Linked DNA regions of Homo sapiens: region 1 is linked to region 2. Evidence: chromatin contacts called from ENCODE Hi-C or POLR2A ChIA-PET data. All regions are on one chromosome and are shown on one strand. The core of a region is the stretch at or near the end of the contact, and the rest is flanking DNA. Distances in the headings are between cores, read along the strand shown. Region 1 overlaps TEAD1 (TEA domain transcription factor 1). Region 2 has its middle 140 kb from the start of TEAD1.

The links. Hi-C counts contacts between places; a loop is a spot of excess contacts on that map. ChIA-PET counts read pairs that join two places held with the same protein, here RNA polymerase II (POLR2A). Pooled maps may share reads with other maps.
Region 1: a loop to region 2 is called in a map of IMR-90, with 4 times the contacts of the local background. The contact joins two enhancer-like sites. A Hi-C loop is called at or near these places in 5 of 168 maps with a recorded cell type or tissue (IMR-90, ascending aorta, chondrocyte and 1 more) and 7 of 50 pooled maps. POLR2A ChIA-PET finds 5 or more read pairs at or near these places in 2 of 52 experiments (AG04450 and Panc1).

What each region holds. Positions count from the first base shown.
Region 1 is chr11:12,890,173-12,895,677 of GRCh38, reverse strand. The region is part of intron 9 of TEAD1 (TEA domain transcription factor 1); the gene reads right to left. Among named protein-coding and RNA genes, the nearest start is that of TEAD1-AS1, 30 kb to the left of the region's middle. Within about 2 kb of position 1,867, at least 4 of the 41 ENCODE cell types and tissues checked have a DNase peak (open chromatin) inside an H3K27ac peak, as active enhancers do.
Region 2 is chr11:12,535,629-12,542,029 of GRCh38, reverse strand. No RefSeq gene overlaps it. Among named protein-coding and RNA genes, the nearest start is that of TEAD1, 140 kb to the left of the region's middle. Within about 2 kb of position 2,274, at least 7 of the 41 ENCODE cell types and tissues checked have a DNase peak (open chromatin) inside an H3K27ac peak, as active enhancers do.

The sequences.
Region 1 (5,505 bases), core at 618-3,117, 350 kb before region 2:
CAATTATTTTATTAAATAAACCACCAATCAAAAACTATCTTGAAAGATTATGGAGTTTTTCTGAGGAAGGGAAAGAACCATAAAAGGAAGCAAAAAACATTACTTCAGGATGTTTACTCTGTGTTAGCCACAAGTTCCTTGGGCTTTAAAGGAGCTCGGGTCAGACTGCAAAGCTTTCCTACAGCTCAAACGCTCAGGACAGCTGGACAGGAGCTGGGACGCTTGTCTGCAGGTAGGGTTCACCAAAAAGATGTTGCACCAGTAAAACCCTACCTGGATCAAGGATGCCACGCAGTACCTGATGCCATCTTAATATGTGGATTTCTATTTTGACTTGGAGAAATGTCCATTTTCTCTTTGTTTTGCTATAATCCCTCCAGTTATTCTTCATAGCAGTTGCAAATAATAATAAAGGTGAATGCAACCCTCGAAAGTCAACCATTCACTTGCAAAGGGCTTCTGAGATACCCGGGGGGGGTTAATAAAGGACTTTCGTCTTCCTTCAAAGCTGCTCTATGGGTCACTTTGTTTCCTGGTCCCTGCTGTTCTTTGCTGCTTAGGGAGCCTGCAGTGAGGAGTGATGAACACCTGGACTGTGGTGTCAGATGGGATCTGGGTTTGAATCTGAGCAGTAGCACCACTTCCTAACTGAGTCATCCAGGGCAAGTGATTATAGCCCTCTCTCTCTGCTGCAGTTTCCACAGCCATAGTGGAAATATGTATACTTAGTAGAACTATAATGCAGGAATAATAATAGTACCTACTGTACTGGAGTGTCAAGAATATTAAATGAGATAATGCAAGGAAAACACATAACACTGTACATAGCACGTAATTTGCTGTTGTTATTACTTTCCGGAAGAATCATGATGTTTCTTTACTTTGGACGAAATAATGTGAAATCAATACGGTCCCTCTGATAACAAAAACCTGGACATACTAAAACTTAAAGCATAAATGAAGACAGGGAAAGTTTCAGACTCATTAAGGCGATTCTGTTCTGATGTTACCATCGGTGCTAGGGTAGTGGCAGTGTGGGGAAGCCTTGTGGGGTCTGGCGTCCGCATTTCCCTCAGGCACACAGTACCCTCTCCAGATACCTGCTTCCTACCTTCCTCTAAGGCATGCAAAGTCTGTTCCCAAAAGTGGAGTGGGGACAGCCTAGGAGGTTGTCCATCACTGTAGATGAAACAAACCACAACAGTACAACTTCCAACAGTGGTCACTGGGGCTTTTTTCTCTTTTTTTTAAAAGGACTGACAATACATTCTAGATGTATTGAATCTAGATGTATTGAACTGATGAAGGCAGTTCAATCTTTGTGGAAAAGGAAGAAAAAGCCCTACAAATCTGCTAGTCCTCAGCATCTGCGAGGTGCCCTCAGACACACCGGGTCCTGCACTGCACCGTCCAACCTGAAGATGGCAGTCTTTTCCTAAATTTGTTCCAAAAATTCTAAGTATTTGAAGAACGTAGTGAAACCTTGAAAAATGACTGCTGTCAAATAATACCAAGAAAAAAATTATAATCCACTTAGGAATTTAAAGAAATCAAGACAAATAACTCATGTCAAGGTATGCTAATGTACAAGCTGGAACAGAACAAGGACAAATCACCTACATTTACTTCTTGTCACGGTCCTGCCTGGAATGTCTGTCCACCTACCCCCCAGGGCAGGCTGGGCAGCCTGCGGTGGCCCCTGGGGGGACAGGGAATGGCTGCGGAGCCAAGCCAAGACAGGTTCCCGCACATTCAGCCCAGGAGCTTGCCTGTGCTCACGGTTCCTGCCCAGGAGAAAGTGAATCTGAAGTGGGTTCTCTCCTCAGCTCACTGTCCAGGGCACCAGCCCTGTTCTGGCCACTTGGCCCTGATATGCCACTTCATCCCATGCCCCTCGTTCTTCCCAGAGAGAAACATCATTGGAAACAAGGAGCAAGTGAATGCCTCCTTCCGGGATCTCACACCGAGATGCATCCTTCCCACCTCCCACTCCCAGCACCATCTCTACAGAGGGGCTGCTGCTTCCTCAGACAGGAGTGTGTCTTCCCCACAGAAGTGCAGCTGAAAGGCCCACCGACTGAGTGAGCAACCAGGAAGGTGCGTGGGGTGCGGACCTGCCAAAGAAAGCAGAGGGGGCCTGACTGGGGCCTCTGTGAAATGTCTATAGAACCCGGATTTCCAGACGCTTTCAGTGGCCTCCTTCCCAAAGGGTAATGAAGAAACAGGGGAAGTGGCCAGAGCATCTTAGAAACACAGTACAATGTCTGCTGCCACAAGAGAGTGTGCCCTGGGCCGGGAGGGGCTCGCAGGTGGCTCGGCAAGGGCTCAGGACTGTGAGGGGCATGGGGGTGCTCCACACTGAGCCATCATCTCCTTCCCCGGGAGACACTCCATCTCCTACGTCCTGCTGGAAGACCAGGCTTGGAAAAACATGAGAAAAACCTGAGAGACATTCAAGGACTAAGCAGAGCCAACCGTTAGATCAGCTGCAGCCTTCCTCCCCAAACCTGGAAGGCCAAATGTACTTTCCGACCACTTATTCCGAAGCATGAGATGGGAACATTAATGACACCTGGGTTAGAATATCTAGGCTCTGCTATTTTTGAGCTGAGTGGCTTGAGGCAAGTTGCTTAACCTTTCTGGGCCCTGGCTTCCTCATCTGAGCAGTGATGAACCCTAGCCTGTCTACAAGGTCAAATGAAACAGTCAATGTGAAAATTCCGCCCAGGCCACACAGAGCTGCACAGATGCTGGTGACCTGGCTTACTGGCATGAGATCACTTCCAAGCCCTGAATTACAGGAGAGAAGGAGCCTCTTTTCTGAAGGACCAGGAACCAGATTTGTTCAAACAGCCATTCTCCACCCCAAGATGGAGCAACTGCCTCAGCAGCCACTATAAAACTAGGAAGCTCCTCCAGAGACACCGGTGCCCTTCTCTGTCCTGCCCAGGATAAAGGCAAGAACCCTCCTGGCAATCGGGAATTAAAACCTTACTGCTGCTGCTTCTTTTTTATTTTTGTTTATTTATTTTTTTGAGACAGAGTCTCCTCTGTTGCCCAGGCTGGAGAGCAATGGCGCGATCTCAGCTCACTGCAACCTCTGCTTCCCAGGTTCAAGCAAATCTCCTGCCTCAGCCTCCCGAGTAGCTGGGATTACAGGCACCCACCATCATGCCCAGCTAATTTTTGTATTTTTGTAGAAGCGGGGGATTCACCATGTTGGCCAGGCTGGTCTTGAATGCCTGACCTCAGGTGACCCACACGCCTTGCTTGGCCTCCCAAAGTGCTGGGTTTACAGGCATGAACCACTGCGCCCGGCTGAAACCTTGCTTTTTATCTTGTGTCTCCAACCTAATCCCCCATGCACAGCCATCCCCCTCTTCTTTCTTCCACAGGCCTCATTAATGTCATATTTCCTTAGAGCTGTCCTGGTCACATTTTCCAAACCAAGAAAGGATCTGTGTTCTGACAACGGAATTTTAGTTGATCTGTAAATTTAGGCCATTGAAAGAAGTATAAAAATGTGAAATTAAATCATCCTTGGGCCCACGTTTGACCAACTGCCTTTACGAGAAAGAATCATGTTATCTGCAGGATATATTTACAGACCTTCCATGCGGGCTCAACCACAGGCCTGCCAGTCCCCCAGAGGGGAGACCTTGGGCTCCCTCTGACTATGAAGACTGCTAACTCCCACATCCACGTCCAGGAGGTCCAGCCCCTTGGAATAAAGATAAGGGCCAGAACACCAGGCAGCAAAACTCCCTTCCTTCTGGCTGAGGGGCTGCCATCACCAAGCCCAGGTGACCCTTCAGGAACTCTCTCCTGTCCTGGAGCCCAAATCAAATGTCCATCTGTGAATGGAGAACAATCCCTGCCCTTCCCATTTTCCCAGATAGTGGGGTAAGTGTCATTTTCTCATACACTGTGAAATTCAGACAAAGTTCAAATAGTCAACCCTGCCATCTATTAGCCAGGTCCCAGATGAAGTTACTTAAACTCTCTGAGCTTTCCTGTCTCTAATAGGTATTTCAACAAGCTTATTTTGAGAATGAAAGGCAAAAGCATTATCATCAAGTCAGTTCTTAGCAATCCTGCTTCCTCCTCTGTTCCAGGACTCTTCAAATCTTATCAGCATCCTTGGTCTCCAACACCCAGTCATTACCATTTATCCTCCTCTTCTCACAGCTCATTAATCCACAAGGCTTTTTAATTTTATCTCCATAACATCTCTCCCCTCTGCCATTTCCTCAGCCATGGCCCCTGCCCTGGTTTGGTCCTCATCAGCCACCAGCTGGCCAACAGTATAGTTTCCTCCAGCCCCTGCTCTCACCTGATGCAGCCATCGTGTTCCTGAAGCACAAATTAGATCACATCCTCTCTTTAAAAAGCAGGGTGGGGTGGGAGAATACATATTCATATTAGATTGTATATGCACTAAAATCACTACAAAGCCTCATAAGAGAATAGTAGCAGTGGCTACCTACTTAAGGGTAGGATAGGAATGAGAAGGAAGGGACATCTCCCTTCCATTCTCTTATGCTTGGAGATTTTTTGACCACATTAATTTACTACCTTTATGAAAAGTTTAATTGATTTTAAAAACTAATTGAGGCCGTGCATGGTGGTTCACATCTGTAATCCCAGCACTTTGGGAGGCTGAGGCAGGCAAATCATTTGAGGTCAGGAGTTTGAGACCAGCCTGGCCAACATGACAAAACCTTGTCTCTACTAAAAATACAAAAATTAGCCAGGCATGATGGTACATGCCTGTAATCCCAGCTATGTGGGAGGCTGAGGCAGGGGAATTGCTTGAACCCAGGAGGTGGAGGTTGCAGTGAGCCAAGGTTGTGCCACTGTACTCCAGCCTGGGCGACGAAGCAAAACTCCATCTCAAAAGTAATTGAAAAATATTCTGACTCCTGTTAGAATTTCAGTAGAGTCCAAAGCACTTAGTGAGCACATTCTCGCAAGCTTGATCCCTGTCCAGAGCTCTGGCTCAATTTCCTTTCACATTACTGTAAGACATTCAGGTTCAGAAGCATTTGTGGAGTGCTCAGTATGTTCAGGGATATTACTAAATGTAATCATCACAGTAAGCATGGCAGCGATCCTGTTATGTCCACTTAAGACAGACTGGAAACTGAGGCTGAGCTGCGGTAATCTGCCCCAAATCTCAAACAGCTGCTAAGAATTCTAGTATCAGTCACCTCTTTGCTGCCACTAGAGCATGATGAAAGATAGGCTCTAAAGCAGCGGTCCCCTTTTTGGCACCAGAGACTGATTTTGTGGAAGACAATTTTCCATGGGTTGGAATAGGAACTCAGAGGAAACCCAGAGTAACCATCTACCCAATGTGGAAGGCCCTCAGAGGTCTGGCCTTGCTTGGGGAGCTCCTACTTTGCAGGCAGCTGTTTTTAACTTTTGAACTTTGTCTTTATTTCTTCAAAAGTACAGTGACATGGTTAAGAATACAGAGTGGTGGTAAACTTTGGCACAGTCACC
Region 2 (6,401 bases), core at 1,025-3,524:
TGTAAAAACATGAAGTTAATCACACCTACCTCAGAGGGTGCTGTGATGATTAGAGAAAATGCTTACATACAAATAACATTCAAACATGTCAGCAGTTTTAATATCAGCCCCAAGAATGGAGGGAATGGGGGGTCAGAGGTCCCTGGAGCCAGCTTTGCCATCAACGGGCTCTGTGACCTTGGGCAAACTCTCTCCCCTCTGCAGTGGTGGGGCTAGATGCGATTATTTCTAAGAACGCTGAGCGTCCCACCTCCAGGATTCTTCTTTCTCTTTTCTTTTCAAGCAGCCCCCGTTCTGGTCTCAGGGAGGCAGGTTCTGAGATGGAGGTATATGAGCAGGTGGCTTACTGGGGAGTGAGCCCAGGAACAACACCAGTGAGGGAGCGAGAGCTCAGGGTGAGGAGCTAGGCTGTGATATGCAGTGAGGGTGGCCTCAACTGCTCCTACCTGGAGCTCTGGGGCTGGAGGGAGGATCTTGAAAGAGCCTCTTCCCTTCAGAGATGTCCAGATGGAAGAAAGTGTATGCACTGACTGTGTGCACCGACCAGTCCTTGGGTGCCCATGCAAGGGCGTGTCATCTTGGAGATAGGCTCACATCTTTCTTCAGCAGGGCCTATCATGCAGTGGGAGGCAGCTGGGGGTGTGGAGGGTAGGGAGAGAGGGAAGAATGAGTGCCTTGGCCCTCAGGGCCACCTGGGCAGGGGGTACCACAGCATCCACTGCACAAGCCCTTCCTGCTTCTAGACTTCTCTAGAGTGGAGATTCAGTCTGCTGGCTTCTCAGTCTTGGACCTGGCCTGCCCTGGCCTTCGCCAGCAGGGGAGAAATCAGTGTCTGTCCACGAATACTCATCCACTGTCTGCAGCTGCCAGGAATTCTGAAGGCAAAAGCTAAGGAATTCAAAGCATCTATGACTTAGCAGGATTGTTCCAAAACTGCAGACTTCTCCAAAGAGCCTTCTGGATTTCATTGTGAATGCTTCTCTCAGTTCTTAGAACATAGCCAAGGACTCCCGCCCCTCACTTTTCAGGGCTGTCCTCTGGCTGCTGGGGTCAGTGGGCCTTGGTGAGCTTGCCTGGGGAATGCGTGGGTGTTTGGAACCCTTGCCTTCCTGCCTAAAGGTAAGATGCTTGGAAGCTGGAGTCAGACAGTTCTACCCCTTTCTACAGGGTTATTTTGGCCACTCCACTTAACCTATCTGGGCTTCTTTGCTCATCTCTAACATGGACTTGGTACTACCCTCAGAACCTAGGGACGTGGCTTTTCTGGAGGCTAAAAACAGAACATCTTGAGCAGATAAACATGCTGCCTTCTGGTAAATATGTAGTTTGAGTGGTAGCTACTATCTTTCTATATATTTTACCTCCTGCCCCATCCCCAATCATAACTGATTGGTCCAGGAGTGGGCATTAAGAATTTATTTGGAGCCTTGTATTGGCATCCTGAGCTATAAAATTTGTACAAGGCTACAATGGCAAGCAGCTTTCCTTGTAATATTCCTGTCTCCCTCCCACTCTCCCAAAGACATCACTAGTCAAAAGGCAATGGGGAGAGTGCTGGGTTGATTAGTAATGTCTGCCATAGATATGTGAGGAGCAGAGGAAGCATGGTACTATTTGCCAACCCTGGCCTAAGGCTTGCAGGAATAACGGTAGCACTAGGAACCCCTACTGCTGTGGAGCTTTCAGGTTTACAGAGTGTCCATAGCCACACTATTGTTGAGCCTCTTCACCAGCCCTGGGTTGTGGAGTGGCCCTCCTCGGTGTGGGATGATTACTCTCATAGTTGGAGCATAGGTTCAGGAGAGAGGCCTGAAGATGGCGGGGTGGGAGACACTTCTGAGCCAGGCAAAATCAAACCAGGATTCAACAAGTGACAAGCCCCCCTTACATCCTCACTACCGACGGAGAGGCTCAGAGGTACAGTGATTTGCCCAGTATCAGACAGCTAGCAAATGCCAGGCTTGAACATAGGCCCTTTGCCCCTAAATCAAAGTTTTCAGGGGTTCTGGCTATCCTAATAAAATGTGCTTGCACTCTCTCCCCTGGGCTTCCCCTGAGTCGAGTCTCTAGCAGTGTAACCTGACTGCAGATTTTCACATTGGGAAAATCCAAGAGAAGAAACTTGCTGCCTGTGACTTGTTTTCTCTCAGTCCCTGGAATTTGATTTTGTAAAATGATCTCATAGGCTTATTATAAACATGCATTGATGTACATCTTCAACTTTTGAAACAGCCAGTGTGAGTAAAGCTGAGTCACGAATGGAGGAAGCAGAGCCTTTCAGTAAAGTCTATTCACATATGGGCACAGGCTGTGCCAGTGGAGCCGTGTGCTTCCAGGCAGGGCTCTGGGCTCAAGTAGGCCGTAAGTCAGGATTGCTGTCATCTTGCTTTTTCAGTCCCCTGTCTCTGGGTCTACTGGTGTTCCCAGCCACAGTCTCAGGAACCAATCTGCTGATGTGCAGTGTGGGGAGGTAGAGGTTCACAGGCAGGCAATAACTCAACAGCCCTGGAAAAGTTCTGTTATTAAAGACCTAGTATCTACCTGGAGCACCTGGACATTGTTTGATGACAGCACCCTCCTCCCTGGCTCTCTCATCCCTCTCACGGGCCTAAGCTCCTGCCTTCACCTGCCCTGCACAGCAATTGCCCAATGGGACTCAAAAAGCCCACTACTAATTCCAGCTGGTCCCCTGTCTGAGGCTGGCAGACTGGGCCAGCCCCCTCTGTGTGGTGCCATCTCCCCTGATCTCAAGCCCTGCTTGCTGCCTGTCGCTTAGCCCTACCTGCTGGAATCCTCCTTTCCCTGTACACCTGCCTGAACTGTGACCAGCTTGTGTGTTCCTGCCTATGAGACCTCAGCAAGCCTGGCTATTTCCCTGGGCCCAGCACTGGTCAGCTGGGGTGGTGCTGCAGACTCCAGCCTCTGTACCACCCATGTCCTTCCCTCTCCCCCCAACTCCAGTCCAGAAGCCGGGAGCTCAACCTGCCTCTAGCTTTCTACCCAGAGGAGGACAGCCCCCCAAGTCCCCACAAGGGCAGAGACAGGCCACTTGTTTGTTGGAGAGGAAGTGAGGCTTCCTCAGGCATTCATACCTGTGCCTCTTCCCAGAGTACTCCAAATAACCAAGTGTTTCGCATAAAAAGACACAGAGCATACCCTTAAAAGAATACTTCAAGGCTGGCACTTATAATTCTAGTGCTTTGGGAGGCTCAGGCCAGGAGTTCAAGACCAGCCTAGCAACATAGACTCTGTCTCTACAAAATAGAAATAAAGAATTAGACAAGTAGGGTGGCATGTGCCTCGAGTCCTAGCTGTTTGGGAGGCTGAGGCAGGAGGATTGCTTGAGGCCAAGAGTTTGAGGCTGCAGTGAGCTATGGTTGTACCACTGCACTCTAGCTTGGGTGATAGAGTGAGACCCTGTCTCTAAAAACAAACAGAAATGGAACAACTTCAGAGTTCGGATAAACCTCTTTGTTTAATTTCAGAGTTTCCTGCAATCAGTTAAGAAAAGCCCCACCACTCCCCCTCCGTCAATTAACTAGATAAATACATAAAGTCAAGAGGAAACAGTATTTGTGATGGTAAAAGGAATTTTGATTCACAGTTGGAATCAAACCTCGTTGACACTGATCATGACCTCACCTCTAGCCTGTGTGGTGTTGGGGAGCCAGGGTTAAAGGAATGTGGAGGCAGCAGGACATCCTGGAGAGAATGAAGACTTCAGAGTCAGACAGAGCTAGATTTGAAGCCAGCTGGCGAACCTCTGTTTTCTCTTCTGTAAAATGGGTAACTATAGCACCTACCTGACAGGTTAGCATCTACATGATGGATAGGTTTCTGTGCATGGTACATGGCTGGAGTCCAACAAGAATTTATTTCAAGTCTGTCTTTTTCCACTGGAGATCATCACTGAGTTGCGGTCTCCTGAGCAGAAAGGGGGTTGGCAGCCGGAGCATGTGTCTCTCTTGGAACACCCTAGGCTCTGGCAGCACACAGGTTATGCAAGGCACAACCGGAGGAGGAAGTAACAGGATCCTAGCAGTGACTGTTGTTGGAGAGGGTCAGACCAAGCTAAAGCTTGGAAGGAGATGCAGCCTGGTTCCATCTGGATCTGAATCAAGGGTCAGAGGGAAGTGTCAAGGCTTGGAAGTCACTAGAGCATAAGCGCATGAGGCTGAGAGCATGTCTGTTTTGTTTGCTGTGGATTCTCCCATGCCTAGCGCAGCATCTGGCATCATAGGCAGTGTTTAAATATTTATTGAACAAATGAAGAATAAATGAATTAGTGACAGCCTTATCAGTTCAGAGCCTGGTTGTTTCGGGAGTTCCATTTGAAAACAAGGCAAAGGAGAACAGCTGCTGGCAGGAAACAAATGTGGGAACCACCAAAGGTTCTGAAGATACACCATGTTTAAACGGCTAGAACCTCAACTCTGGAGCCACGTGGCCAGGACTCAAAGCTCTGTCACTTACAAGACATGGAACCTGGATCATGTCACTAAATCTTTCTGTGCCTTCATTATGTTTTTTATTTTTTAATTTTTTGCCTATAACATGGGGATAATAGAACCTACCTCACAGGATTGTTGAAAGGACCAAAGGAGATTATTTGTGTGAAGTGTACACTGTAAGTGCTCAATAAACACAACTGTTAGTATTAATTGAGAGGGATGTGAAATTAGCTGTGTTTCCAGAAGTTTTGGCAGGGAATACACACAGAATGGATAGCTTAAAGAGAAACTTCTTAATATAGTGATAGATTTTAGAGCATAGAAAGAAAAAAATATGGGGAAAAAAACCCTGCAACTAGTTAAGAGTCATTGCAATATCTGGGCATGAGAGGATGAGGCCTAGATTAGGGGACTAGTTGGGGGTCCACAGAGGGAGAGGACCAGTGCAAAACAGATGGTTCATGAAGGAGCAATTGGTAGAACTGATTGGATGTGTTGGGGGGAGCAGAAAATGTAGAACTCCTTTGTGGGTCTGGAAGGAGATGGTAGCTCTCGAAGAGATGAGGGATGTCTAAGAAGGAGCAGGGCTGGTGAAGGATAAAAATCCAGTTTGGAATGTGCTAAGGGGGACAAGGGGTAGCCCGCTTGAAAGATGCTGTGAAGCTGGACATGCCCACGCGGATGGGTGAGATCTTGGGGTTGGAGGGAGGGCAAGCAGGGGTGGAAGCCAGGGGACATGTAGGAAGAGACGTGTGGAGGGCACTTCCAGAGAACACCCATGTTCGGGGGTGGGGAGAGGAAAGACCTCCACCTAGGAGCACACAGAGCTATAGCCAGAGGGCGGGTGAGAAGGGGACAAATGCAGTGCCCCTGAGGCTGTGGCAGCCAAGTTCCTGGAGGAGTGGAGCAGGGGAGTGGGGCCAGGGCCAGCCAGTGGGTTCAGTGCTGACAACTCAGAGGACAACTTATCTTCTGGAAAATTAAAGGCAGAATCTAGGGGTTCATAAAAGAAGGGAGAAAGGAAGGAAATAGAATTAGCATGGGTCTGTATGAGACCAGGAAATTGCCTTAAGGAAAAAGTAAAACAGGGCAGAAGATGGAACTGCAGTGAGAATGGAACCTGTATGTGTTAGGAGTGAAAGTCAAGATGCTGGAGAAGGAGGGAGTCAGTCCTGGAGCAGGCAGGTGGAGGAAGTGGCAGCCTCAGAATTGGGGCAGGAGGTAGTGAGAGAGGCAGTGAGAAAAGATGTTGAGATGCTATGGAAAGAACATGAAGCAAATAGCTTTGACTTTCTTGGTGAAGGAAGAGATGAAGACATAAGCGGGGAGAAAGTGGAAGGACATGGGGATTAGGTAGGGCACAGGTGTATGGAAGATGAAGGCAATCCGTGAGAATTAGAGGACTCTCAGAAGCCAGGGAGCACGCAATGGCAATTGAAAAATGACAAAGTAATTGGCTGATGCATGTCCATTCTGGAATTTTCTGCAGTAATTTTATGTTCTGGGACAAGAGTAGAGATGCCTGCCAATGGGGATGACCAAACGGTGAGTTTAGAGAGGCAAGGAAGCTGTGTGTGAAGACAAAGTCGAAATGGCTGGCAGTAGAGCCTAGGCTGGACTTTGGGTCATTGCTGGTCATCTGGAATCTGTAGCATAAAGCCAGTGATTTCCTAGCAACAAGTAGTACTTTAGAAGAATGACCCCAAGTCTCCGTTTGGCTTTAGGGTGAGTTGTGTGATTTTTGGAGCAGCAAATCTGTGTGGAAAATGAAGTTGTTGATCCTGGAGGGAGATGCTCCCAAAGATTCCATGGCAGCTGTGGCTGGGGTATTTTCTGGAAGAATCTAACTAGGGACCCTCAGTGGTATCTGATGCTATCTCATCATGTCATTGAATTACCTCAAATGAGCTGCACCTGTCATCCCCACTAAGATGGGAGAGTCATTTGGGA